Regions from separate parts of the Mus musculus genome. Here regions 1, 3, 4, 5, 6 and 7 are each linked to region 2. A link is a loop called in an ENCODE intact Hi-C map of the cell type or tissue named here. Cell type or tissue: gastrocnemius. All regions are shown on one strand. Region 1 overlaps Mir99ahg (Mir99a and Mirlet7c-1 host gene (non-protein coding)). Region 2 holds the start of Mir99ahg (Mir99a and Mirlet7c-1 host gene (non-protein coding)). Region 3 has its middle 5.9 kb from the start of Mir99a. Region 4 overlaps Mir99ahg (Mir99a and Mirlet7c-1 host gene (non-protein coding)). Region 5 overlaps Mir99ahg (Mir99a and Mirlet7c-1 host gene (non-protein coding)). Region 6 holds the start of Usp25 (ubiquitin specific peptidase 25). Region 7 holds the start of 9430053O09Rik (a long non-coding RNA gene).

The links. A loop is a pair of places that touch in the nucleus more often than their neighbours do. Peaks named below come from ENCODE experiments on the same cell type or tissue, not always from the same donor. Only the 100,000 strongest peaks of a DNase experiment are listed, where the experiment ranks them.
Region 1: it touches region 2 in a loop (2.3-fold over the local background); 8 of 42 quality-filtered maps call a loop at or near these places.
Region 3: it touches region 2 in a loop (8-fold over the local background); 5 of 42 quality-filtered maps call a loop at or near these places.
Region 4: a loop joins it to region 2, with 6 times the contacts of the local background. A loop is called at or near these places in 13 of 42 quality-filtered maps.
Region 5: a loop joins it to region 2, with 10 times the contacts of the local background. A loop is called at or near these places in 7 of 42 quality-filtered maps.
Region 6: a loop joins it to region 2, with 3 times the contacts of the local background. A loop is called at or near these places in 3 of 42 quality-filtered maps.
Region 7: a loop joins it to region 2, with 7 times the contacts of the local background. A loop is called at or near these places in 10 of 42 quality-filtered maps.

Annotation. Positions count from the first base shown.
Region 1 is chr16:77,398,721-77,402,720 of GRCm38, forward strand. All of the region lies in intron 2 of Mir99ahg (Mir99a and Mirlet7c-1 host gene (non-protein coding)), which reads left to right. 9430053O09Rik (a long non-coding RNA gene) reads right to left here. Exons shown (of 4, transcript XR_003951960.1): 4 at 1-2,528. Among named protein-coding and RNA genes, the nearest start is that of 9430053O09Rik, 20 kb to the right of the region's middle. In gastrocnemius, no CTCF peak of the experiment used is centred here; a DNase peak (open chromatin) is centred at 1,702; H3K4me3 peaks cover 1,674 bases; H3K27ac peaks cover 2,996 bases.
Region 2 is chr16:77,327,783-77,331,782 of GRCm38, forward strand. Mir99ahg (Mir99a and Mirlet7c-1 host gene (non-protein coding)) reads left to right here and starts at 1,546. Exons shown (of 5, transcript NR_015543.3): 1 at 1,546-1,896. In gastrocnemius, CTCF peaks have their summits at 1,145 and 1,770; DNase peaks (open chromatin) are centred at 1,500 and 1,694; H3K4me3 peaks cover 3,877 bases; H3K27ac peaks cover 3,781 bases.
Region 3 is chr16:77,591,032-77,595,031 of GRCm38, forward strand. No RefSeq gene overlaps it. Among named protein-coding and RNA genes, the nearest start is that of Mir99a, 5.9 kb to the right of the region's middle. In gastrocnemius, no CTCF peak of the experiment used is centred here; DNase peaks (open chromatin) are centred at 2,212, 2,956, 3,234 and 3,713; H3K4me3 peaks cover 2,007 bases; H3K27ac peaks cover 2,825 bases.
Region 4 is chr16:77,498,452-77,502,451 of GRCm38, forward strand. It overlaps Mir99ahg (Mir99a and Mirlet7c-1 host gene (non-protein coding)), which reads left to right. Exons shown (of 5, transcript NR_015543.3): 4 at 3,052-3,159. Among named protein-coding and RNA genes, the nearest start is that of 9430053O09Rik, 80 kb to the left of the region's middle. In gastrocnemius, no CTCF peak of the experiment used is centred here; DNase peaks (open chromatin) are centred at 1,691 and 2,761; H3K4me3 peaks cover 3,050 bases; H3K27ac peaks cover 3,095 bases.
Region 5 is chr16:77,442,541-77,446,540 of GRCm38, forward strand. The region is part of intron 2 of Mir99ahg (Mir99a and Mirlet7c-1 host gene (non-protein coding)); the gene reads left to right. Among named protein-coding and RNA genes, the nearest start is that of 9430053O09Rik, 24 kb to the left of the region's middle. In gastrocnemius, a CTCF peak has its summit at 1,707 (motif pointing left); DNase peaks (open chromatin) are centred at 508 and 1,684.
Region 6 is chr16:77,011,918-77,015,917 of GRCm38, forward strand. It overlaps Usp25 (ubiquitin specific peptidase 25), which reads left to right and starts at 2,152. Exons shown (of 24, transcript NM_013918.2): 1 at 2,152-2,223. The coding sequence starts at 2,179. In gastrocnemius, no CTCF peak of the experiment used is centred here; a DNase peak (open chromatin) is centred at 1,753; H3K4me3 peaks cover 2,814 bases; H3K27ac peaks cover 2,761 bases.
Region 7 is chr16:77,419,330-77,423,329 of GRCm38, forward strand. The region is part of intron 2 of Mir99ahg (Mir99a and Mirlet7c-1 host gene (non-protein coding)); the gene reads left to right. It overlaps 9430053O09Rik (a long non-coding RNA gene), which reads right to left and starts at 1,053. Exons shown (of 4, transcript XR_003951960.1): 1 at 782-1,053. In gastrocnemius, no CTCF peak of the experiment used is centred here; a DNase peak (open chromatin) is centred at 2,428; H3K4me3 peaks cover 4,000 bases; H3K27ac peaks cover 4,000 bases.

The DNA.
Region 1 (4,000 bases), 71 kb after region 2:
AGTCAGCTTGTGTTGATATCCAGCATACTACAGGATGGGGTAAATTCTAACTGTTCTAAAACTGCAAAGTCCAGAACTTTGGCTTTTGGACAGCAACTTTCTCTTATAACTCATATGTGTTAAAAGCAAAGGGCATAGCTTTCTCATGCACTTAATGGTTTTCTACTTTTAAGGAGAATATATTAGATGATGTGATGTTTAGCATAAAACCAACTTTCCTGTTTGAAAACTTTGTCAAAGTCCTGTCACTAAAACTTGTGGAGAAGAATTCTTTGAACTATCAATAACAAGCCCCAGAAACTGCAACTGATATCTGCATAGACTGAGCAAAGAGATACGGTATTTATTTAAACTGGGTGGCATAATAATTTATATAGTTTTACTAGTTGAGTGGCTGAGAAGTCATCGTTTTCTTTTTAGCTTGACTCTTGCTGTAAGGGAGGTGTGTTGTGTAAGAGAACTTGTGTGTTTCCATTTTCTGAAATATAGCTAAGAGGATTTCAAGACATTCAGTGATAGAGTCTTGTTACATTTTTGTCAAATTAGGTTTATTTGGAAACATCACCTTTAAACAGAAGTCGTGGTTCTTTGAGGAAGGCAGCTAAAGAGGTTGATATCCGGTAACCTGGAGCTGCATTTGTGGAGAACTTTGGCATTGCTGTCCTTTTCTTTAGGAAAGTAACACTGGGAACCTGGAGCTGATAGGACCAGGATGCTAATTAGAATGCAAACTACAAACTTTATATCCTGAAAAGAGACCAGAGCATGCTGAGGCAGTCTAAAAAATCTGAAGGATGGATGTAGATGAGATTTCAAACTTTTTACTTGCTAAGTTAGTATCAAATTGAAGCTCAAATATATCAATACTTTTTAAGTTAAAAAAATACTAAGTTTTCTTCAGGATCTACTGGAAGACTTTCTATATCTTTCTTGTTTCTTTTTTCTTCTTCCTTCCTTCCTTCCTTCCTTCCTTCCTTCCTTCCTTCCTTCCTCTTCTTCCTCCTCTTCTTCCTCCTCCTCTTTCTTTTTCTCTTCTTGATGAAATAAATGATCCATACTAGAATCTAATAGTGGTAAATATAAAAGAAGTACTGGTTTAAAACAGACTGCAGGATGTAACACAGCCACTCTGTGGGTTGTAAGTCTTTTGTTGTTGTTGTTCTTTTGTTCAGTAATTGATTACACCAGCACCCCCGCCCCTTAACCCACCTTAAAGGGCAAGCAGAAATTCATGTTTTCATTCATCAGCCCATCCCTCTGAAACGCGTTCGATATTAAGACAGTTTGCAAGGAGCAAGAGCGGAGGAAACAAGAGCCTACAGCTAGGCAGCAGCAAGGTTAGAAGATACACGTGAGATTGCCTGCAATAACTCAGGGGCTTGATTCTGTCCAGTATTTGCATGGAGTTAGCAAGTTAATTAGGGAAAGACGCTGTTCTTCGTGTGCCCTTTTGAGATATCTGTGCCTCTGTAGCTCGTGTGGTGTCATAAAACTATGGGAAAGTCTTCCCAGCTGTTTGACACGACCTGGGAAAATTGAAACATTGATACTGCCTGAAGGTTTTTGCAGCAATGTAGTGCAGCAGAGGCTGACTTGGCGCTCTGGAAGATTTGCTGAGGATATCAGAATGTTTCTTTTGTCTTTGTGTCCACTCCCATCCCCCGCTTTCCCACGTGATCAGGTGCCAGTTAGAAAGTTGCTAGGGGAAGACCGTGGTGTTGGGATGAGGGGGAGAGATTTAGCGCAGAAGGAGTTAGATGGCAGAATTCCCACGAAGGCCGGCGAAGGATGAAAAAGATAAAGAAATCTTTTTTTTTTTTCTCCCTCTGAACCAGAGGATTCTCTGCATGACTTCCTCACTGTTGGCGCGATGAGCTTTCAGGCTGCGATTTTATTAACGATTCATATGGAGATGGAGGGCAGCTAGGAGGAGCAGATTCTCACATAAACTTGATCTGTCCATGAATGCGCTCCTCTGTTTGCCCTGACCCTGGATGGCTTAAGACACTGCCTGTGAGGCCAGTGTGCAGACACAAAGGAAGAAATGAAAAGCAGGCACATTCCAGGACTCTGCACAAAGGAACCCAACAGTTTCTAGCCTTCTCCCCAGAGAGGGTGTTATCTGCATGCAGCCAAAAACATTTGAAATGTTTATTTGTGAACCTTCAGTTTTAACAATCCAGGCGAAGTCCCTTCAGCAACCATCTATCAAGTTGTTTTGCTGTGTTTTAAGTTCTGTTTCTCTGCACTTGGTGAAGCTGGGTATTTCACGAAGGGGGCATTTTCTAAAGTTAAGCTTCAGGAGTCACGGCCTTACATTGTCTTTATTGGATCTCTGGGTGGTTGCTTTGCCAAAGGTGTCCTTTCTAAGCTGCACAGAGCCAGAAAATATTTTAAAGCTGAGTTTGACTGTGTGAGACATCTCGATACTGAAGCTCTGAGTGAATTTATACTGAGTGAAATCAATGCACACACGGAGGTGATGTGAGTTCCCAGGCCTGTCCATCACTGTGTTCAGGAGCATAGATCTAAGTGTGACATTAGGAGAAAAATGGAAGAAGGAAGCAGAGAGAAAAATTGAGTGGGATAAAAGAGTCAAGGAAACTAGGGACTTTGTGACTTCTATAACCATCACCAGCTCACTGTATCCTGTAGCATGTGTGTCAGGATAGTGACAAGGTTTACAAACTATCTTTGTGTAACAATGTATACCAGGATTATTGCTGAACAAACATGTTGCCTGGAACGATAATATCTTTAGGTTTAAGGGACTGAAAACTCTATGTGCTTCAAGGTATTCCTGCATTGAACTACACGGTTCCATAGATGCTCAAAAATTAGGATCTTCAAATACTCAGACTTTTGAGTTTTCTATGTGTTAAAGCTGTTCAAGTTGCTTCAAACTTTTATGCTTCATTATTGAAAGAACCAGTTAAGGAGTCCAGACAAATGCCATTCATCATGACAGGGTATTCCTTTCATGTTATGTGGCTTTATTTCCATGAAATTAACTGTTGTACTTTGGCTAATTGTCAGTAATTGGGGACAAAATCGCTTCATTGTTTCCCTATGGCATGATACTAATTAGGATCTTTGTATTATTGGCTCAGTCATGTTTGGTATTTTACCTTCTATATTAAGTCAATGATAAATAGTACTGAAAGCATATTTTAAGGAAATCCATGAGATAAAATGCTTCAATTAATAGCTAAACAAGCCTTTTAAGTAGTCTACCATAAGTTAACTTGAAAACATTGACATTAAAGGAAGTTTTTGTTGGAGATTTTGTTGATTTCCTCAAATAGTAACTAATTTTTCTGATTTGAATGGAATCCTGGTCAAATCATTTTTAAGATATCACAGTCCCCACTCTCCACCTGTGTGGTTATATGCATTCCCATTATTCTGTTTGTGAAAATAATAGAGAAGTTAGGATTGCTGCAAGGAGTTTTGTGGCATAAGAGAGGGCTGAGAGAACTTGTTTTCATCTGAATTCATGATGAGTAAACTGATGTTCTTAAAATACACCTCTGCTTTCCTGCTTTATTGCTTGTTTCTTCCATATAACAATATAATTCAAGGCACCGTATTTCATGCAAAATATATCCAATTAGTTTAAATAAGAAAATCTTAGTTTGTAAATTTGTTTTCACCCCAAGAAACTGGGAGAAGTAGCTTAAACTAGTTTTGGGAGAGAGGCCATGGAAAGTTTTCAAAATCTTGAAGTGAGATTTAATGTTAATTGGAGTATTCCACTAGTCTGGGTTTCACTGAAGTTATCAAAGACAGTGGTTTTTGCTCCATAAGAGAATCTCCTCCTGCTCTGAGCCCCTTGTGAGTTTTGTCAGTTAGAAAAGTTTTCTAACTTGAAAAATAATCTTTTTGCAGATTTTTCTTTTTTTTCTAACAGACTTTTTTTTACCAATCAAGTGCCAATTTGCAGTTCACAACCTGCTCGGTTTGTTTCCAACGTGTCCATAATGCATAAGTTGAAACTGTT
Region 2 (4,000 bases):
ACAGGCATGAGGGAGTCACAGAAAGATCTCAAACATGTTTTATTTATTTATTTATTTTTTGTTTTCTAAAACTTATTCAGAGGCGATATACAGACCAATCAATGACGCATATTTCACATTTGAGAAAGTGGAAACCCCAGTTTCTGCACTCAGTCTCACCCAGAGCTAACTTTACCACTTATATTCTCTGTTTCTGTACTTTCAAAAAGTCTGCTCTACCTATTAGAAAGCATTATTTAGCTGCTAATCTTATAATTTGTTCATTTTAATTTGTCTATGTTTTGTTTTATATCAGATAACAGCTGATTAAAGCTAATTCAGTTTTGCTAATTCGAAGATGGTCGAGGCAGATGAAAGATCAGCATCTAAAGGAATTTCCCAGGCAGGCCTCGCATGCCTGTGCAGTTACTTAGTAAATAGGGTGAAGGATGGAGTGTTGGGCATCTATCTCTATCTCTGAGTGACAGCTACTGGGAGAGGGAGGGTGTCTAATCTAATCACTGTAGAAACATGAGCATTTTAATTTGGTTGGATCATTCAAAGAAAGGGTTTGCTTTGAAGTACAATTACTTGATACTTCCTTGTCACAAATTTGATAATGATACCTATCCTTGTAAAGTGTTTTTGAAGACTACGAAGATGTAATGCATAAAACGCAGATAGAGTTTTGCAATATTACATTTTTTTTTCTTAGCACGTCATAGCTTTTCTTATGAATTCCCAGTTAAAAATGTACTAAAATGAAGAAGCGCTTTTTCGGAACTGGAGGAAATTGTAACTAATATAGTTCTGAAAATAAGAGAATTCGTGAAGTTAATTTTGCATGGAATCTCACCCGGGGTTAGCAGGCTAGGCTGTATCCTCAAAGTGAGGTCAGTTCCTTAGCTACGGAGAACTTTGTCGATAGTTGCATCAAAATTAATTAATTAAAATTAATTTTACATTAAAATTCTTTAAAAGTCTCAAGGAAAACCATACTACTGCCTATGCTTAGCCATGTGATACAAGGGATATGTATGCTGGTAATCATGTGAGTGTCTACATGAGCTCTTTTGTCATTTCCACATCTGCAGGCACATAATATAAAGAAAACATGTTACTATTCTGTCCTGAACGCTGTTTGATTTAATGTGAAAAAGTATTGTTTTAAATTCACTGAGTCAAGCAATACCTACTCAGAAAGAACACTAGGGGGTTACCTTCGGTTTACTTTACATCTTTAGCACATTTACTATTAAAAAATATTTCTAGAATGCAGTGTCTGCTCGGCTTAGGTTATCTAAGCTGTAATAAGTAGCCTTGGGACCCCTGAAGGCACACCCCACACACTTATGCTGTGTGACCTCGGGTCACAAGTAATGGCTGCAAGCTAATTGATTGAGAAAGGCTTGTCTGGCAGGGCCCCTTTTGCGTCCTGCCTGTACATTCCGAAGTTCTGTGAAAAGAGGCACTAGCGCTCAGCCACGCAAGGCAGGAAAACAGAGGAAGTTTTCGCATTCTGACTGCAGCCTGAGTTCCCCGGAGCAAGGCTGCTTCTCTCCACCCACTCCTCACCAAGAACTCCTGAACTTGAGAGTGGACGACTTCAAAGCTAGCTCTCACAGACTCACCTGGAAAAGAGTTCAGCTGCGCGTTCATTGAACCGAGAGGCCAGATCACCTATGTGAGGCGGTGGGAACCATATGGAGATTTATATTAGAACTTCAGCAAAGTGCACAGCTGCAGCCGGCAGAAGCCAGCTCTCGGGCTGACAGGCAAATGAACCAGATCGTGGACGGGGCCTCTGGGTGGCAGCTCCGGCCTTTTGGTTGTTGGACAACTATAGTCAGAACTGAAATGGAACAGGGGCAGGAGAAATAACACACTTTTACTCCACGCAACTGTTGCTTTCACATGGTGAGTGCAGATTTAAGATGTTGCTCAAATATTCTTTCTGGGTTGTAATACAAGTTAAGAAATCTGCTCTGCTTTTTGGGGGGTGGGGGGAGAAACAAGCCATCAAGAATACTTAGAAATTCCGAAGCTCTGTGGCTTTGTCTCTGCTTCATTTCACGTGATACTTGCAATCTGAGAGAAAAAAAAAAAACTCGTAGCGTCCAGTCTGTTCTTTCTCTTCCAGATTTTCTTTTGTTTAAGTCCTGCTTTTCTGCAACCAGAGTCAATATTGATTTAGGCAAATCAAATGTGGCTGGGATGAGGAAGAAGGGGGAGTCAGGATATGTGTAAACATTGCATTTAGTCCAACTTCTGTGTCACTGGGCGCTGGCTTCATGATTTGGTGCCTTATCTCAGGAATAAGTCCTATGGAAAGAGCTTTGCATTCCTGGCCAGGAGAAGGGTCAGGGCCCGTGTTTAGCAGCCAGCCAGCCAGCCAGTGAGAATTGCTGTTGCTCCCTCTTATTTTTAATATAAAATAGTTAAGAAAGTACATCTTCATGCATTGAAAACTAAGTGTGCTTTGATTTCCCAAGTCCCTTCCCAGTGGTTTATGTGTCTTATCCCTGGGAAGGATTCTTTAAAAGTCCTTGAGCAACAGCGTGCAAACTTCTTTTGTTCCTGCTGATCCTGTTTGCTCACGTTGTGTGCTATCGACTTTGCACACATTTCTTTTTGAAGAATCATGTTGCAGTAATGCAGAGCAGTTTTTGTTTGTTTGTTTGTTTGTTTGTTTCAGTGCAAATACCTTAGAAGTTAGTAAGGTCATGTTTTCTAAAATAAAACCAACCAAGCTCAACGAAAAACCTTACAGTATAAGTTGAGAATAATTCCTTGTTTAAACGTAACTAAGTCCTGTTTTAACTATGTTTTGTTGTTGTTCAAAGAAAATCTTAGCTTGCCAGCATGTCCAGGAATGTGAGCCGAGGCGACCTATTTTTCTTATTCCAACCTCTCATGTTCATAATCACATTTATAGTAAGTGCTAAAATATACTTTCTGATGTTCACCTCATTAGAAAAATCAGTTTTTGCTACCATAATATTTGCAATTGATGTTATCAAAAAATATGGAGGATCTTTATGGTCCATTTGTTGATTTGATGAAGTTTTAGGTCTACTTCAGCATCGTTTAAACATTTTCCAAAGCAGAGAGACAATTCAGTTTTGTCTACTTGTTTAAAGCACAGAACTTACATGGGGGACAGACTCCTTTTATCTGGAATCTTCTGTTTGTTAAAGTAAATTAATAAACCAAACAAAAAACCAAACAAAAGGCAGCCAGTGAGAAGCTGCAGATTTGTAGTGAAAGGGAAGGGGACTTTAAGGGTGTCGGAATGTGATTCCATTTCCGAGGTAATTTTGTAGCATTTCTTAGCTGCCTTTGCAAACTTTATGGAAACCTGTTAACCGCTGGCAGCCCTGAGCCCTAGGTTTGCATTTTGAACGGAGATTATGCACAGGAAAGACAAGTTCGTCCTGTCATGTGACCTGAGCTGCCTTATCAAAGCAAAATATGGCAGCCGCATTCTTTCCTGAGAGAACGAAGTTCATTATGTCCTTGCCACCTGTTACGTTCACTCTTTGTCCTTGTGGCCACACAGTTCCTGCTTGTTCCTGCTGCCAGAAAGGGATTTTCCTTTTAAGAGAGAAAACCAATGATTTTTTTTTTTCATTTACATGTTTTGAAAAATTGTGTTCTTTCCCCACAAAGCACCCGGAATATATTTCATAAGGCCTTTTGTTAAGTTGATGTGAATAGCAAGAAAATGTGTGTATTGTTTTGAAAGCCTTGTACGTCTCCTGATAAATAAAGCAAAGGTGTAGCTAAGGATTTATGAAAAAGATGGACCTTCTGAAGATTATGATTGAGGAAAAAAATGCATTCCTTATTATTTCCTCCAAACCAATTAAAAAACTAGAAGTACAAAAGGCAACTTCATTATTACTATTTTTTTCAAGCACAGCTCAGAAAGTCAGCATGGTAGAGAGAGGGCCTCCAAAAGAATGTGGTTCCCTCTGGAAGTGGGTGAATTGCAAGGAACAAAAGATAGAAAGTGCTGCAT
Region 3 (4,000 bases), 260 kb after region 2:
TTTTCTAGGCTTATATTTTTATTTCATTTACCTTTTTTCTATATTTCAAAGATGTATTTATTAGAAACTTTAAAACTATTTTAACTCTTTAATTTCTTTTTTATCATTTATCTATCTATTTATTTTAAACTCCAGATTGTATTAGCCTAAAACTAATGCATTCTCCCACGGCATCTTTGTGAGTGTTTATGCATGTGTGAGTGTGTGCGTGTGTGTGTGTGTGTGTGTGTGTGTGTGTGTTTGTATGTGTGTGTGTGTGTGATTACATTTGTTTTCATTTATTTCCCCTCCCTCCAAGCCACCTTAATTAACTCTTCTTTAGACTTGTCTTATACTATTCCAGTGATGTTGGGCAAAGAACATCTGGACTCTTTATTTTATCTTGGCAGCATTTTGGCTTTCAAGCTGATATTTTTAAGTGTGGGTTAGAATTCAGCTACAGTTCCTTCTGTGGTATTTGGCTATAGAAAATGGCAATTTCCTTCCTGGGGAATAGTGGTGTATGGCTTTAAACCCAGACCCTGGGAGGCAGAGGCAAACAGATCTCTGAGTTCCAGGCCAGCTTGGCCTATACAGTGAGTGTCAGGATAGCCAGGGCTACACATAGAAACCCTGTCTTGAAAAAAAAACAAAGTGGAAAGAAAAATTAAAACAGTATTGTCCCAATAATTACTGTCCCTGTGGGCCACTGTTCTTCTGATGCCATGACTGAAAAACAAACAAAAACCAAAGAGTTGAAAACAAACAAACAAACCAGCAAACACCAGTCAAAAGGTGAAGGGAATTATGGGCATGCCAGTCCTCAGTCTGTCACAGTCTCTTTCTATCTGTTTTATACATATTCTTTGGGATATATTGGTGGTATTTAATAGAAGATTTAAATAAAAATATTTATTCCATGCTCTTAAACACAAAAGTTTGCTTCTTTCTTTTTCTTTGTTTCTTTCATTTGGAATTGCGAGGCCACCATACAACTTTTATATCAGTTAATTTATGGAAGTTAAACATAAAATTGTGAAAACCTAATTAATGAGTTTTTACTGAAAGGGAATAGTTCGGATTGAGGAAAGACTTCCATAGGTAATTTATATTTAATATGCATTTCCTTTCTGTTCTTCAATATCTTCCTGCTTGTTTCATAAAGAGTTTCACCTTAATAAATTTCCTCTGGATACCAACTTAGCTACTTTACCACGGGCTTTTCTTATTTAAAAGTATTTACTGAATGACACCTCATAGGAGTCTCTAGCGCTAGTCCCCTATACCCAGTGTAAAACCTATCAAACACTAGTGCTTAATTGCCGCATAACTGAACGGTCACTACAAATTTACACTTCTCATTCTATGTCTGTCACCTATTTTGTGCATCCTGAACATACAGGGCTTTAAATATGCATTGTACAATTCTCCCTACCCAACACTCTTTAGTGCTGTGGTTAAGACTCTAGAAAACGTTGCCCAGGATTTTTCAGTCTAGGAGAAAAACAATCGCAAACTTCAGCACATGTTTAAGGTCAAGTTCTACTGTGTAGAACTTCGTGCAGTTTTCAATTACAGACAGGCCGGATTTTGTGATGTTTCCCATATGGGCATGTGATATTCACCCCTTACTGCTCCTAAAGTGACCTCGTGAATAAGATAATAACCTTTAAATCCATTGATGGGATGTTTCCGAGTTCTGACTTTCACAAATAATGTTTAGGCAAGTCGTGTTTTAACTATCAAATAATATTTAATATATGTGCATTCCTGGAGAGGGACATGGATCCATTACTCAGATAAGGCAATGAACATAATTCTAGACTTACTACAAACATAAGTGACTTTAATATACAATCACTACAAATTTTTCAATCATGTATGAAAATGTAGGTCTTCTGCATTGTCCTCTGAATTTTGACTTATATGTTAACGATGCTTGCTCTGCTACTTGGCTTAACATTCTGCTTAAGGGAATATTTAAAGATTGAATTCACTCCACTCTTGTTAGGAAGTATGGAAATGTTTGTACATGGGAAAAAAATCTCATTGCATGCTAGAATGGAAATTCACCAGGGAGGGGGAAGCTGTTCATTTTATTGCCTAAGAGCTGTTGATATGCTCCCTGAATCTTTCAAAGGCATCTTTCATGCCACACAGGCAACCCGCAGCCAGTCAGAGAACAGAAAGAACACTTCTCACATGTGTCAATCTCCGAAAACTTGCATAGCAGCTGTGCTAGGTAGTGATGGGGATTATCGCAAGACCCAATTGCAGGGGTTTGCCTGCTGGAAGAGACACCCCATCCTCTCAAGGGACCACTTTGTTGGAGATGGTAGCAATAATGCATCTCTGTTGCTAGTGGATATTGTGGCCATGTAGCACAAAATTGGTGCTAGATAAAAATCAGAAAGTAATAAAAATGCAAAAAGGAAAACTGGGAGGTTTGGTTTTGTTTCAAAGTCTTAAAGTGGGAGAATAAAACAAATGTGCTAGGCTTGTTGCGTTTACAAAAAAAAAAAAAAAAGAAAGAAAGACAAGAAAACAGATATGCCTTTAATGACGAAAACTCGCAGGGCAGGGCATTCAGTCTTCCGGTTTGAGAACCATTCGGGTGCGTTGAGAAACAAAGTTGCAAAGTAAGCATGTTCAGACCTTTATTTGCTAATTTTTTGTAGGAAAGATCTCTCTCTCTCTCTCTCTCTCTCTCTCTCTCTCTCTCTCTCTCTCTCTCTCTCTCTCTCACCCTCCCTCCCTCTCCCTCCTTCTCTCCCTCTCCCCCTCCCCTCCCTCTCCCTCTCTCCTATGAGCCAGAGTTTTCTGTGCAAATGAAACAGGCGTTGTAAGAATGAGATTCACTTTGGACCACTCTTCACATTCCAAGTCATGACTGCGTTAAGCAGCACAATCCCATCTCTGGTTGATGGGCAGAAAAAGTGGGCAGCTTGCCAGGTAGACGTTTCCATGACTCCCAGCCCCCAAAGGTGATGCGTTTTTCAGCTAATTCAATGAAGAGTGGGCTGAACTTTGGGTCTAAACGAGACAATAGCTGCCTTCGCAGTATCAGCAGAATGGTTGATGGGAATGCCTCACTCTACATTTGGCAGAGAATCATGTGACCTGACGACTGAGATTTTGTGATGGTGCCAACGGAGACTTGGAAGCAGCAAACGGCCCTGACTTTTTTCTTCTTTTCTAGCAAGGATCAGAAAATGGTGGATCTTAAGACTTGACTTTAGCCAGTCTCAGCAAGCAACTGAGCTTTGAAGCACAACCTCGTCTTTATTCTGGGCTTTTGGCAGGCCACCAGGAGGCTGTCCCTTTCACGCCTGATAAATTCGGCTGCTTATCTCTAAAGAGAGAGAGAAAAGGAAAATAATAACAGAATATTGAGGCATAACAAGTGAATCCTAAATTGTATGTGCTTTTTTTCTTTTGTTTTCTTTTCTTTCTTTCTTTTTTTTACCTTTCCTGACTGCTGTTTTGTTTTGTTTTTTAATTTTTATGTTAATATCTTTTCTTTTTCCTTTTTTTTTTCTTCTTTTGGTTACTGAAGAATTCAAGTAGTTTGGGTTATTTATGTATGTATGTATTTGGTTTATAATGAACAGGCATTTGAACTGGTCGGACAGGACGACAGAGCAGTGAGCATGAGATCATTGCAGCCGAGTAGCAAACTGGCACCCAGCCTTTTCACCCCTTCGGTTCGGGAGACGAACGTGTGCAGTCCTCGTTTCTCAAGTCAGCCTGGAAGGATTCCGGGACTCTCCCACCTTCTACCATTCTGCTGCCAGTCGGTGGCAACGATTGGTGCAGATTCTGCGCAGTGCTTTGTGCCTGGAATATGGAGAAGGAAGAGAATGAAGACAAGCCCTCTGGACCTCCTTCTCTGAGAAATACCGGGAGCCCAGAAGAAACAGAAAAAAAAAAAATCCAAAACAAAAACAAAAAACCAAACCAAACAAAAACCCTGAGCTTCTCAGTATTCGCCAGAGTGCTGAAAAATACTGATAATGATGCG
Region 4 (4,000 bases), 170 kb after region 2:
GGCGTATATTCCTAGTAACTGGCTCTTTCAGTGTGAGTGTACTCCAAAGATCTGGTAGTTCATTGACACTCAGGATCTTTTCCACATCTTATATGAAGAAATAACATTGCTTACTAAGTAAAATGTACATAATTTTGTGCTGAGATCACTCAGTCAATAGAGTGTTTGCCACATATAATCAGGAAGACATAAGCTCATATGCCAGCATCCACATGTAAAGCTAGGCATGGTTTAATCCTAGCTCTGGGAAGGCAAAGTCAAGATGGTACCCGAGATTTGCTAGCTATCTCATAGACTAGAATCTGTGACCTTCGTAAATCAGTGAGACCTTGTTTTAAAAATAAGGTGGAGCATGACTTAGGAAACACTCAAAGTCCACTATTAATCTCCAAATACATAAACACACAGGTGCACATACAAATGAACACGAACATGTGTGTACATAGCACCCATGTAACAAATAAAGTGAATGTCTGGCTAGATTCAGCTAGTAGAAAAAGCACTCAGAACTGCAAAGATGAAACAACGCACAGAAAAGCAATCCCAGGCACACTTACAGTGCGTTTCAGAACTATGTCATTGGTGCTCACCACATTCAGATTAAAATTCGTTCCCTTAAATATTAGTTATTTCTTCATGATTTAACAATGAAAGCTAAAGTCAACACAAAGGATGCTGGCTTTCTTCCTCAGGGTTTCACAGTCTACCAGGAGTAAAAATACTTAGTTGTAGTATATATATATATATATATATATATATATATATATATATATATATATAGTAGCTCATCTCATAGCTTCTCTCTCTCAACACAAAGAAGGATTTACTGACTAATGTTCCCCACATGGCCAGAGGTGCCCATCTATTTTTTGTGCAGTTAATCTTAATTATCAAATCCAGTCCTCCTAATTTTGATAATTGTAATATTGGCCTTCCTCTGGCTTTCTTCTCATTGAATTTTTGCTCTATGCTACCAATGGACACGTTTTAGTCTTCGACGGTCATTGATGAGATTTCAAGCCTTGAAGTAGTTAAGTAATTGGAAATTTAAGGAAAGTGAATTGGGTTGCTTTGTGCTTTGGGTTGCATGTGCCTTTGCATGTAGAGTGCTTTACTTCATGGTTGCTTCTGAAGGAACTTTCTAAAAGTGGAGGAGACGACCGAGGAGACATTATTGAGTCTTGGTATAACCCCAGTTTTCCATCTTGGATGGTGGAAGGTGTTGAACAGGAACAGGCAGAAACCAGCCTCGCTCCTAAAGTTTCAGTAAAGCACGCTGCTATTGCTACACTTCACTGCTAATTTCAACATGTTAGAAAACTTTCAAAGCAAAACAGTTCGGAAGCCTCACTTTCAAATCCCAACTCTCTCCCTGGGTGTAAAATTAACACTCTTATTTTTCAGAGATTATAAAAAGAAAAACCACTTTCTGGTGACCGGATCAAAAGCCGAGAAGCAAACAATCTCTGTTAACCATGAGGTGCAGGGTTAAATTTTTCTTTCCACTGATAAATCCCACCCCGGAACAGATTTCAGCAAGGCAGCTCGCAAAGCTCACGGGTGAACCACACAGGCCATGTGGGTGCCGAACTCAGAGCCGGAAAGCAAACAGCTGCTGTAGCCTGATTTGAGTTAAAATAGTGTGAGTGTTTAGTCTGGCGCACGGCTTCGGGGGAGATTGGCAGCTGGGTCAAACAAAGTCCTTCCGTTGGCTCCCTTCCCGGGCTGCTCTGCTAGTATTTAGTGGGTCCTAGTGCTGTGTAGGGCCCTTTTCTCAGGCAAAATTCTAACATCTGACCGCACCCTCCTCTCTTTGCTATTTAAAAAAAGAAAGAAAGAAAGAAAGAAAGAAAGAAAGAAAGAAAGAAAGAAAGAAAGAAAGAAAGAAAGAAAGAAAGAAAGAAAGAAAGAAAGAAAGAGGGGAAAGAAAGGGAGGGATAAAGAGGAAAAAATAGCTGTGCTCCTGCTTCTTTCGTTCTAAGATAAATTCTCCCGGAGACAACCTCTCCCACTAATTGTGTGTTAGCCATGAATTTTATCTCAAGAGCTGACGCACTGCGCTCTCAACTGGTGTTGAAAAGCAGCCTGTTACAGTGTGGGATTCATAAAAGGGCCTCTATGGTGTGTGAGAAAGAATATCTGTGTGCCTAGGCAGGAAACTTTTTGATCTACAGAAAAGCCAGAAGACATCTAGGTAAGACTTCGGGATCAGACCTGCTTTGGTGGGTGGGGGTGGGGGTGGGGGGGTGTCCAAGTTTGTCAGTGAAATTGGCCCATACAAGAGATGCAAGTTTACAGGGTGTGTGTGCTTCCTTCTGTGGAAGTTGAAATGTACCGAAGATTGCTTACTTATTTTTGTTCGCTTATTGAAAACTTGAATCAGGAGTCTGTAGTCGGTCTTTCGACGTTTTCGTTTTCTGTGATTGAACTGATCGCAATAGATATTGTTTGATCCCCAGAGAAATCTTTGCAAAGTGACACAGAAAGAAAAACATTCCGGGCGAAGAAAATAGACAAGTTTTAAAGAGGAATTGTTTGAACCTTAGAGGGCAGGAGATGGTGCATTCGGCAAACGTGGGTCTGAGTACTGAAAAAAGAAAAGAAAAAGTTTAATGATGTTTTGGAAGGAATATTAAGTAAGTTGTCTTTGTCTCTTACTTTTTAATTTTAGTGGCTCATTTAGCCTGTTGGGTCACATTTTTTTGAGAGTACTGAAGGCTGCCATGAATCCCTAATGAGGCCCCTTTGCACATGATTTTGGCCAATTGCCAAAATCAACTTCCCAGCGGCAAGCTTTCTCTCAAAGAACCTGGAGCAATTTTTTATATATACATATATTAGAAATCATGTTTGAAAGCCGCCACAACCAGTTGTATAGGCATGTCAAAAGTGACTTTATACAGTAAATATGAAATAAACCTTCAGGTTTGTTTTTTTTTTCTTGCTTTCTCATATTGTCATTGTGGAATCTTTGCCTGTTGCTGCCTAAATTGTGATAGAATAAGAATAATCTGAAATAAGAAGATTTAAGGACATTTTTTTCCTCTTCAGCATACCAGAATAGGAGTCCTGTCTTAACTGAGCAATATACACTATGGAGAGATCCTTCAAAACCCGTCGGGACGAATAACAGATGAATTCATAAAACTGTTCATCTCTGTAAGTAACATCCTGTTAACAGAAGTTTTGTATATAGAATTAAGTTTAATATTGACTTAAGTGAGGTCTTTGTGTATATTAGAATACCTTAGTGTTTGGGGATTTTTTGTTTGTTTTGTTGTTATTGTTAATATTTATTACATAATTTTAAAAGATTATGTGGTACCTTGATGCCTTTAACAAATCTTTTCATAGAAATGTTTGGTTTGTAAACATGTCTGAATGATGAAATAACTGTATTTAAGTGCTTCCCCATAAGATAAAGGCTGAGTTTTCATAAAAGAAGGCAAGAAGGTCAAGGAGCAGATTTTAAATCTGATGTTCCCACACCTGAATTCTGTCATGGGAGCTATTATATAATTTTATATGATAAGGTTTTTTTTTGAGCTACATTTACAAGTTGCAATAAGATAGCCTACTTATTAGATGGTAACAATTTTAGATTTTATGAGCGATTTTAACCAGTAACTTAAGACATTAGACACCTTTAGTGTGCAAAGCAGTTCTGAAGTTCAGGCAGTGGATGAAAGTGTCTCTAGTGTCTTAAAGCAATCTTTGTATCTCCACCACCACACATGATTTTTGCCCCCTGTGATACAGTAATCTACTTAATGCACGAGTTTGATCTTAGTTACATTTGTATTTTCCGTTTGCCATGCCAATGAGAATCAGATGAATTACCAGTTAGTAGAAATGAGAATTAGAACTACCTTAATTGGTATGCTTATCACATACTTATAACTCTGCCAGCTTCCTCTTGATATGCTGTAGCACATTGTTCACTTGGGTGTAGAACAAACTCAAATTAGAATTTTAAAAAATATATTATGATTACCTTTGG
Region 5 (4,000 bases), 110 kb after region 2:
AATAAATAAATTCTCATGAATATTTATGTGACAAACAGAGTGAAGTCCTCAGACACAGAAATGTAAATTCAGGCCTATCCCTCAATGGCCCAGAACTTACATGCCTTCAGATTTTTGTCAATCTGAAAACTACTTCATTTAGCCATTCATGCTCTTCCTCAGTATGTAAACACACCTAAGATGTCTAGCATACCATATGTAAGCACCTAGATACTGTCAGATTGTGTAACATTACAATACCCACTCGCCAGACTGTCAAGGTTGAATCTCTAGACCTTGCCTTTTTGTAATATAGGTTTTTTTTATTTATTTACTGCATAGCTCTAAATACAAACCAAACACATCATCCTTGAGAGCTAAATAAATAAAACAATAGTTTTTGGAAATGTAGAAATCATTGTCTTGGATAAGCCAAGGCAACCTCGGTTGGACTTCGTGCAAACCTTTTCAAGTTGGATTGGATTCAGTTTCCCAGTTCTCGCTATGGGGCTGTTGCTTTAGCATCCATCCCACTTCCCAACCATCTGTTTCTTCTGGGAATCAGTCTAGAGCAGGGCGCAGGGCAGCTTACAGCATGGTGAAGGTGTCAGGTACTTATGAGTAATTCCAGGTACCCACCATAAAAGGGAAGCACAAGGACAGAGTGTAAGCGTCTAGAAATGTGTATAAACCTCACTTGACTTTGTGATTTTGTACATATTGACTCGAATAATACACTATGGGTGTCTTCATATCTAATATCTATATATCTATATATCTATATATCTATATCTATATCTATCTGTCTATCTATATATATGTATATCTATATATTTGCTCTTTATATCTCGTTAGATATAAAAGTATCAGTAAATGACCACTCTGACAGAGTTAGGGGCGCCTCATGGTCAGAGGAGCATTGAGTTTGCACTTTCCAGTGTCGTATGGGTCATTACAGGGCAGATCTGATCAACATTAACATGTGTTTCTCAATTCCTGGAGCATCAAGAATGACAATGAGGTTGCATAATTATATCTGCAAAGGAACTTACAGTTTGATTAAGAAGCTTCTCTTCCCTTTCCTTGAGAAAATTGCTAAATATTCACGTGGAAACCCTCAGAATAGCAAGCAGACATATTTGAATGCTAACGAGGATATCAATAGAATTGAATTTGTAGGTGCTAGAATCCTACATCCTTTTATTCGAACTCGTGTGTTCCCTCCTACTGTTTAGCTTGATGGAGCATTTTCTTATGGTGCTCATAGAGAATTTATGAGGGAGATACCTAGTAAAAGACGAATTTGTCTATCCAGTATGATTTTCCATGAAAATTCTGAACACTTGCACTTAGAAATTGTGTATGTATACTCTCATAAAAAAGTGAAAGGTCTTAAATCCACAGTAATGAATTTCTTTCAATATTTATGCTGAGAGCCTACTTCTAATAAACAGCCATCTATTTTCAAGCTCTTACCAGAGAAAATAGCCTGTTCTCATAGTTAGGAGTAGGACATGCAAACAAGACTTTTTAACCTTGAAAGCCTCGCAAAGTGTGATTTGAACACGATGGCAATAAAAGAGTTTTAGTTAATTTATCTCTAAGGCATTGTTCCTTCTTTTAGAACCAGAGGTTCCTAAGACCTCACCCACACAAACTCATTGTTTCCCTGTGCTGGGGACAAGCAGGAACATGCTTTGTATTATTAAATTGTTGTTACTGCCCTCTAGTGGCAACAACTAATCCTTGTTCTTATTCCACCTCTGTCTGAGCCATGGAAATTCAGGACATAAAGAGCAAGCCAGAGCTTGTGTATCGCAGGGAGTTATATAGCAAACACAACCTCATATCGTCTAATTCAGGAGCCTGTTCAATGAATAATCTAAGTCCGTGTATGGAGACAAAGGGGTGGAGGTTTCATCCATGTATCTGATTGACACATCTTGTGAAGACGCACCAAATTCAAATATTACTTTTCAAAGGACACAGTTCTCTCTTCACATGCTTGAATGCAGGTGGTTTACCGTATGCTCAAAAAACTGACTCTCAAAGATTTAAGATAGTGTAGACCAGATGTGCTCAAAAGTTACAATGTATACTTTATGTTGGGGATCTATCCAGATTCGGGGCTGTAAGAGCTAGAATTCCTAACTCACTGATGGTGATGATCTCTGGCCGTTCACGGTCAGCAATAGTTTGACTAGCTAGAACCTTGGGTAGTTTATCAGAGAAATCTCAGAAATGAAGACCTCTCGCAGACTACTTTTTTTATTGTGCAATTAACTCATACTATGAGGAAGTACTCCTTTTAATTGGTAATATATATATGTTTACTCCCTACCTTGTATGCAACCTCAGGAGGAAACTAAGCAAACTGAAGCTTAGACATCATATCTTGTGTATACACGCGTAGAATCATTAGTACACTTGCACAGTCAGAGAAGTGTTCATGGTTCCTATAAGAAGTAAATGACCTGAAATAAAACATATTTATACGTTAAAAGAAAGTAATTACAGTTTTGCATTACATATAGGACATAGTGAGCACTAAATGTCAGCATTGCCAATAAGTATCGCAGAGTAAATTTATAGGCGCATATAAGCATGTGCTCTGGATTCCTTCAGTACAGAGACAATTTTGACATTTCCATAAAAGAAACTTAATATATGAACCCATGAAAGGTGTTACCTTGAGGTTTGACCGAAGGATAAAATAAATAGGAAGTCAGAGACTGATTCTGTAATAAAATTCAGTTGAGTGTGGGAAACATGAAGAATGATATTAAAGAAAAGCTGGGATTATTTACTTTTCTCTTTTACTACGGCCTTGAACCAAGAGCAGATGGGAAGGAAAATGTGTAGAGTTTAACATCCAATTCACATCATGCCACAGCACATATAAACCATATGAACATGAAAGGGCAAAGACCCTGGGTAAACTTAATAAGGTTTTGAGCATTCTGTGGAGGAAATGGACCATAAAATATCTATTGTTTCGCAAACAAATCATATTGCACATGCTTGCATTCTGTGATCATTGTGCCATCAATAACTTTATGTAGCTTGAAAGCTGTGTGGCGTCCATAGTTTGTGATGCATTATTAAAGTGAGAGATATATTCATACGTCTAAAGTTTTAACTAAAAGGAAAAGGTTGATGATGTAGTTGGAGGAAAAGGCATGCATTAACCTGAAAACATTCCTTTCATACAGTTGGTCTCTACGTTTGTATGAGTTGATACGTCTTCAATTTTGAAACTAAGGTTTAATGCTTTCTCTGGAGTGCACTAAATTTCAATTGATGGTGTATCGCTATTGAACTTTCAGAGTAACAAGTAACATATTTAGAAAGATTTCAAAATAAAGAGCTGCTGTAACGAACCAAAGTTGGCATTGATCACTAAATATGTGCACTGTCAATAAAATGTTTTAATTCTCTTTCTGAAAATTCTTTCTTCTTATGGTGTTTTATAAATGAAAGTAATTTCTATCACTCTGCAGTTTTGGTAACCAGACTTGCATGTTAGACGAAGAGCAACAGGAAGATTTGAAGCCAGTGCTGTCTATCAAGCACAGGCTGCACAATGAAGTCTATGAATACGATTATTAGACTTTATTTAATGGATGATGGAATTCAGACTGATGCAGTAATAAAAGGATGAAGGAATTGCTGAATTCTGTACCTAAAAAATGCATTTCTAGTGTCTCGTAGCAACAAAAGCCTGACATTCGGGGCATAGACACAAAAGGGAAGTGAGAACCATATACTTGCACATTTACATTCATAGCAGCATTATTTACAATAATTCCCTAGAAAGAAAAAATCCCAAATGATCACTGAGGAAAAAAGGTGGTATATATATATACTTGAATATTATTCAGCCTTAAATAAGAGTGAATGTCCTGTTAACATTCTTCATATGAAGGATCCTTGCTCGCATAATGCTATTAAAAAAAAGCCAGAAACAGGAAGAGAAATATTGTAATAGTATCACCGTCTGGGGTCAATAGAATAGGCAAAT
Region 6 (4,000 bases), 320 kb before region 2:
ATCTTTTTAAAAAAGAAACACATATAAGTTAACCTACAAATAAGTTATCTCAAAATCATATACTTGGACAATTGACAGTGTGCCAAAAATCATTGAATGAGTAAGAAATCTTCAGAAATGAGCTGGAAATTAAATCTCTAGGTGGGCTATTAAACTTTTATCTACTAGGTAGGTACTAAAGATTTTAAAACTAAGACTAAATAATGAAACTCTGGGGAATTATTGTACTACCAAATTCCTGAAGTTAAAGTTGAATATCTGGCAATAGATTTAAAAAAAAACCATTGTAATAGTTTTTTCACATTAATTTTTAACTTTTTAAAAGCAGTGGTCCTGAAGATCAAATGTGTAGCTATGTGCTTCCATGCTTACTACTAGTGAGCAGTATCTCAAATCTCAGGTAATTTTTGTACTTTTGAATGGAAGAAAATGACCTTGTAAAACTCTCTCCCCTGTGGAGAATCACAAAGCTACTCTGTGAATGAGAAGTTACAGCGCTGAGGTCTCTAACTGTGGAAACGTAGCTCTGAGGTCCATTCTCAGACACGTGCTCTCCGGGTCTGTGTTCTCATAAACAGCATGTGCTCTGGAATTCTTGCAGTATCCATAAAATTCCTCACCTCCAATCATTTCACAACCTTTGTAGTCAAGGATTTAGGACCATGAATGAAGTCAAAATTTAAAATTTGTCAAACGAACATGACAAATACAAGGAAGGAATCACAAAAGAGGGTTGAAGACATCCCAAAGGAAGATTAGATGTGGTTATAAAGTACAAAGAGTTATTACAAGACTTTTTCCGAGTTATTATGATGATATAAGACCTGGTATTTCTTGGATTCTTTACCAAGCCTGCTTTTCTTGCCGTGGATTAAATTACAGTCTAACTTGTATGTGCACTGTATTATTGTATTTGTAACCCTGTGCTCATTAATCTACCCTCCCCTGGGTCTCGGTCTTACTCTGTCCCTAGTTTAGCTGGTGCAATTGAAGATATTTTACTTCCAGGTTTCTTACTTACTGTTAGGCTTTTCCTCCAATTCCGTTTACAGTAGACTATTCCACATACGGTAGTTAATCGTTTGTTTAATTTGGCAACAGGGATATTAGAATTATGCATCATCTAGGCAGTGATTCTTTCATAATGTTGTTTGCCTTATGTCTATTCATTTAGATTCTCTTCAGTAAATAAACCTTAAATCCCCAGTCTAGCAGTGACTGTCACACATTCCAGTGCATGAAATAAACACAGAATGTCAGTCCTGATGTATGTAACGAATAGTTGAGAAAAGTACAGTCCAGAAGGACTTCTAACAGCGTTCTGCTTATTTGACTTTTTTCTTCCAGCAGGTTCATGGCTTGTGAAATTCCTAGAAAGGCTTGGGTGACATAGGAAATAGCTGGAGTTCTGGGCCCGCCCAGGTTTTGGGACATTACAGGTATGGAAGGACGTTGATTGTTTTGGAGACCGTTAGACAGGAAGGTGATCTGGTATACCGTCCTATGGCTCTAGCCTCGACTGGGGGTCGGGGGGTCGCAATGTCAGAGTTTAGCAAGAGCCTTAAATGGTGCACAGTAACCTGCAGGATGGGCGGTTCTGGCCGTCCAGCCCGCGCGCTGAGAGGAGCTTAGACGGAGGGCGGGGCCCACCAGGGGGCGGGGCAGCAACACAGCCCCTCCTTCCGCTCCCGCGGGTCACAATGTAGGGTTAGGACGGGTGGGGCGGGGCAGAGCGGGGGCGGGGCAGGAGGGCGGGGCGGGGGCGGTGACCGCGGCGAGGGAGGGGCTGGAGGCGGAGTCGCGGCGGCCGGAGGACAGCGCCATTCCGGGTGGCCGCTCCCTCCGTCCGCTTGCCGCCGGCCCGCAGTGGTCCCCCCGGAGCGGTCAGGCGAAGCTGAGTGCGAACGCGTGACGCGGCCCGGCTTGATCGTGCTCTCCGTCGCCTGCGCCCATGGGCCGGGCCGCCGCGGCTCAGCGGCGCTGAGGATCGGGGCGCAGAGGACCTGAGGCGGCCGCGGTGGCGCTCTCCGGTAGCGTCTCGCCGCTTGCCCGCGGGGCCCGCGTTCGCCCGCCGCCATCGCCTTCGCGCCCGGCTGGCGGGGGCGCCGTCCTCCCGGGCCGTCCGCGTCGCTGCCCCGGGCCCGGTAGAGCGCGACAGGCGGGGCCGCCGCGGGGGCCATGACCGTGGAGCAGAATGTGCTGCAGCAGAGCGCGGCGCAGAAGGTGAGGCGCGGGCTGGTCGCCGCTCCTCGACGGGCCGCGTGGCCTCCCGGCCGGCCGGGCCACTCCGGGAGCGTCGCGCTCGGTCCCGCGGGGCTGCGTGCGGAGCGGGGTGTGCAGTAGTGAGAGGCTTCGCGTCCACTCCCTTCTGCGGATTGCTCTCCCAGAACCGACGGCGCCGCGTCCCCAGAGTGACCCCCGCATTCCTCCAGTACTCACTCTGCCAGGCTTTGTAATTAAACTTTCTTCTCCTTCGCTTCCTTTTCCAGTCCCTTTTCTTCTGCAAGAATGTCACTTGTCACCCCTTTTGGACAGTTTCTCTTTCGGAGGTCTTATTGTGCCAGGCCTGCTGTTCTGGGGAAAAAAAAACCGGACCTCCCCAAAACGAATTACCTGTCTTCCAGGGCAGGTACATCGCATCGACCCAGGGTGGAATCTGTACAAGTAGAGTGTTTGGTTGGTTATTCTTTCTTTTCTTTATTTTATTCTCTCTTGGATCTAGAAAGTATCTCGCGCGTAAGGAGACCTTTATGGCTGTTACTCAAATCTTTTGTCCCCTAAGTTTGACCTTGCTCTCTTGTTCGTTCTTTACTCTAGCATCAGTTTCACGCAGAGTTAGGGGGGTCATCACATATTGTTTCTCGAACAGTATCTTGCTAGTTCTAGGTTTTACTTTAAGAATCTTTAAAAGCTCCAGCATAGCTTGCTCCATGTCCTGAAGAGCAGACGGTCATTACTTGTTCTGCCCTCCCCCCTCCCCCCTTATTGGTGTGAAAAGCATTTTGAGCACCGGGGAAATGTTGGCTTAGTTGAATTCTAATTGTAGGAGCAATTAGGTATACAGTGAACAGCCAGAGCCTCCTTTGGCTCATCGGTGTGAGTAATGGATGCCACACCCTGCTGTAGTTTTGACACTAGGTACTTGCTGTAAAGCCTACCTGTGCTTGTCTTTAAAGTGAGGCCTGTTGTACTAAAAAATAGACCAATACCTTCAAACAGCCCCCCCCCCCCGTTTTTTTCTTTTTGTCATTAAAATAGTTTTAGCATTTTATGTTCCTTGAGATAACCAAAGATGTCAGAGAATGTTGGAAAGTAGGGATAGTGCATTGTTATTTTAGACACTTTGGTTAAAGTTGGTTTTGGAGCCTATTTTAGTCTATGCTTCTTGCACATTGAGACGATTATGGTGAACTGTGATGTAGTTTGTAATGTGGCAGAAGAATTCAAGACTGAATAACAATAACGAAGAAAACAGTTGGCCTCCCAATTCTGTATGTTGTTCCTAGAACACTATAATCTTTAGATGTTGATGTTGAATGTGTGCTGTAGTTTTGGTTGGAAGGTCATGGGATCTTTGGCATGTTAAGCAATAGGCTCAGTAGCATTTTCTTTATACTCATTTTGCATTTTAAAACGTCTTTATCTCAAAGTGGGAAAAGTTGCTGTCTTTTTTGCTTCTCTTAAACTTCAAGATTGCAAGGACTTTATGGGTTTTGTCTTTCGTTTTGACTAAACCACTTCTTTGCATAGTCAGATAACTACCTTGATGGCTCAGAACTGTATACATAAGTCTGTAGAATCAAGAATCAAATTACTGAAAGTTAACTTTGTTTTCTAGTCCAATATTCATGCTTAATAAGCCTCCTCTCCCCTAAGAGAATATTCTCTAATTCAAAATATTAACATTGTGATGCTGTTTTTAGCATGTGTTGAGTATGTTAAATCATTTCACTGATAATTGGTGAATGCTTTTAGAGCAACATCATATATTTTTGTACAC
Region 7 (4,000 bases), 92 kb after region 2:
TGAGGGCATGTATGCCTTTGCTCCCTTCACTCAGACAACATGTAAGTAAACTCACTGCATTTGAATTATTCACTGCAGGGTTTACAATAAGAAATTTATCTGGTAAATTGAAAAGACCTCAATTAAGAAGCATGCACAAACTCACACTCATACACAGTCATATACACACATGCATGCTATGGGTAACTGTAAAACAAGAGATAGTCCATCAGAGCTTAAGAGAGAGAGGGCAGCCTGGTTTCCAGCAGAAGATGACTAGCAGGCAGAACCTCGTAGCTTTCCCTTAACACAGGGCAGTTACTTCGGTTAACTTAGAAAAAGAATGGAAAATACAAAGCATGTGATTTCCAGGAATAGATAAACCCAGACTCACTGCTTAAAAATTAATTGCAGATGGGTTTATATTCCGAGTTTTTTTTTTATGGTGCCTGAATATTTATAAAGTACATGGTTTGCTTTTCAGTTAATTTAAAAACTGACCTTTGTACAAATAGAAAGGAAAGCATTTTTTTTTTTTGCATCTAGAAATAAAATGTACAGAGGTCAAATGAAACTATTTTCATTTAAGCTAGAACAAAGAAGCTAAAGGAAACAAAATATCTGGTCAAACATGTACCTGTGTTCAACCCTCACAGAATGCTAACCAGAATCTAAACAAACAAAACAAAACAGAACAGAAAAAAACAAAAACACCCTCGTAAATCATTTGACCCTAGGAACTTTAAAGGAAGGAAAAATATTATCTAAGGTATAGTAAGTTTATAAAATAATAGTTACCTACTTTTGCAGCCAAAAATAAACGTGTGCTGAAAAATATGATTGTTGCATGTGCATCCCAAAGAGAATAAAAATCCATCTAACTCCTCTTTCTTCATTGGTAGAGGGAAGAAGCAGCTTTGATTGCTTTTAGGTTTCTTCCTTTCCACCCTTGCTGCCTAGTCCCTCTTCTCGCCAGTGTATCTTTATGTTAGGAGAAACAGAACACAATCCCAAGACAGACATATTCAAAATAAACACTTCCGGGGCCAGAGAGTAACAGGCTTGCTGCTTTTCTTTCTAGCTTCTTTTAATATGAGTTTATACGTTCTGCCACAAAATTCAACTTGTAAGTAATCCTGTGGTACTTCAGCCTAGATGAAAAGAATGCTCATTGTGAATTATATTTCATCTGTCACAATAACCTTTTTTATTCTGCCCTGGACCTCCCCCTTGCCTTTGGCAATTAGAGAAAATATGTATGCCTTTAAGTATGAAGTACTCGTTTCTTCAAATCCAACCAAACCACTCCTGATGACAGTCACAGACAGACAGTGCTTTCAAATCACCATGCTGGGGAGATGCACCCAAGACATCCTCAAGCTACCCAGTTTCACAAGGACACGGTGAAATTGGGCATTCGGGAATGAGCAGGTGCCATAAGTCTCATTAACATCAGCTGCTGGTGAGCAGCAAGGAAATTTTAGTTATATTTAAAAATTGAAATGCAAAAACCTTCTAGTTACTTTTTTAGTTAAATCGTGCCCGGAGACAGATATTATCAGTAATATTTACTTCAATATATTAAATCATAATGATTTTATTTGTCATTTGTACTTTCCTAAGCACAAAATAAGTTATGTGCTTTTAAGTATATTTCAACACTTCCAATTAATATTTTTGCTGATGTTTAAAGAAGGAGAGAAAGCAAAGAAAACACATTCCTTTCAGATAGAGTTTAGCAGACACTGTCATTCAGTTTAAAAATCAATGTGTTTATCCGGTTTACTTACTCTTATAAATTCACTGAAATCACCTTGAGAGGCTCAAGTTCACCTTTCTGGATTTAAGCCTGTTAAATAACAGACACCATCAAGTCGTCCCCGTAAAAGGATAACTTAGATGCTCGGCTTTATAGGGTGTAGTAAAAGTTAGCACACTTCTACCTACAAAGCTACAAAAAAGACCTTAAGACAGCTACAAAGGAAAACAGAGGACAGGAGAAAAAAAAGTTCCGTTTTCACAGCAAAACAAAAATCCCTGCTTGTACAGTATCCCAGGCAGTCTCCAGAACAGCTGGATAAAGGCATACGAATAATTTAAGCCAACACAAAATTCATCAAGTATGAAGAAAGAAAGAAGGAGAAAAAAAAAAAAACCAACTTGAGACTAAAATGAAAACCTTTTGGCCCACAGCACAGGTTGGGCACAAAAGTGCTGGCTAAGCTATCTATTTCACACATGCAACGACAGAAGGTTCGATATTCATTCGATCGATGAGTGAAAAGGCACAATGGCAAAATCAGACAGACTTCTTTTCAAATACAGATCTCCAATGTCCCCCTCCAGTCTGCAGCTGCACGGCTGGTGGTGTGGCTCAGACGGAGCAAGGGTTACATCAAGGCTGCTCTCTGGACCGTGCAAACAGTCTAGACCAATGACCTGCAGCATCATGCCCTTTGAAGAAGAGGCAAGTTCGGTCATGATGAAGAAGAATCGAGGCGTACCCCCTTTTAACAATAGGGAGCAGCTCGAGGCTGCAAAGAGGTAAGCAGGGTAAGAAGAAAACAGCATCTGCTTCCATGGTTACAGGCCAACTATGAGAACCTCGCTTTTCAAGGGAGTCTGTTCTCAGGCTCCCTTGTGGGGTGTGCTGTGCATTGTAAGAGAAGGCAGGTTCAGCTGAAATCGCAGAGTTATTTCAGAGTAAAATGATACGGAGCACATGGCTGGCGGGGGGGGGGGGGGGAGAGGAAACGAGTCACATGACTTAAGAACAAGACTTGGGCTGTTTTGAAATAGAATTTTTTTTCTTATAGCAATTTGGACAAAAAGTAAATGTGTATAATGCCGACAGCAATGGCAAACATGCTCTTAATTTCTTTAGTTTTATGTGATCAGAGGTCAAGGGTCAAGACACTCATCTCCCAGTGCAAGACCAGAAAGCCTATTGTTAGTGTAGCTTTATAATGTATCTTATTGTAAAATATTTCTTCTCTCTCTCTCTCTCTCTCTCTCTCTCTCTCTCTCTCTCTCTCTCTCTCTCTCTCCCCTCTTTCTCCTCTCTCTCCTCTCTCTCTGCCAGACTGTAACCTGGATGGTTATTTTTCTGAATGTCTCTCTGACTTTATTTTTCTCTGATGTTATAAGCAACATTTTCTCATTTTTACATTCGTTTCTGTGGCTATATCCCATTGGAAAACCTCCTAGGCTTGGGCAGAAACTTCCGTAGTACAGTGTTGGTATTTTAAGAGTGAAAGGATTCCCCTGTCTTTACAAATGTGCTCACAGACAATTCGAATCCATAGCAAATTCACAGCGTCTGACAACTGTTCTGTTCTTATTATTCTGGTTTTCGCTCGTATTTCACTCTCTCTGTCTTGCTTCAGTCACTCTGTGGGTGCAGATGTTAAGTTTTCCTTTCTGTGAAATGTGTAGCTAACATATGGACCTAAGGACATGCCAGCAGCTCTGGAACAACATTTAAGGAACATGAAATGTGGTCGATTCTGTATCTTTAGCAAGATCCACAGTAGCCACACAAAACACAGACACACACATACTAACACAGACTACACATTCTTCCTACCACAGTTCAGTGTTGAAAGAGGTCAGGTTTTGCCATTTTCCAGTTATGGGCTGTAGATATGTCGTGCCATCTATGCTTTGAGCCATAAAATAAAAATAGGGCAATGGAGAAGGAGATAGTGGTCCAAATGGTGATGCACACTGGCATCTTCAGATTTATTTCTGTAGAAGAGCGTTTTGAATTCAGTGTGCCAGCAGAAATGATTGTGTCCTTCCTAAAGAACAGGTTCTCAGCTTCTGATGTGGTAAGAAATACACAGACTCTGCTGTGGGCAAGCTATAGTGGAGCACCACGCGGACTCGAATTTAAAAATTCATTTCAAACACTCCCTCCCACAAAGCATTCTTTTGAAGCTTTAAACAACCAACTCCCATGATTCTGACAGTCTTATTCTGTTCATGGAGAAATCAGGAAAAGTGTTATCTGGTTTGTGTT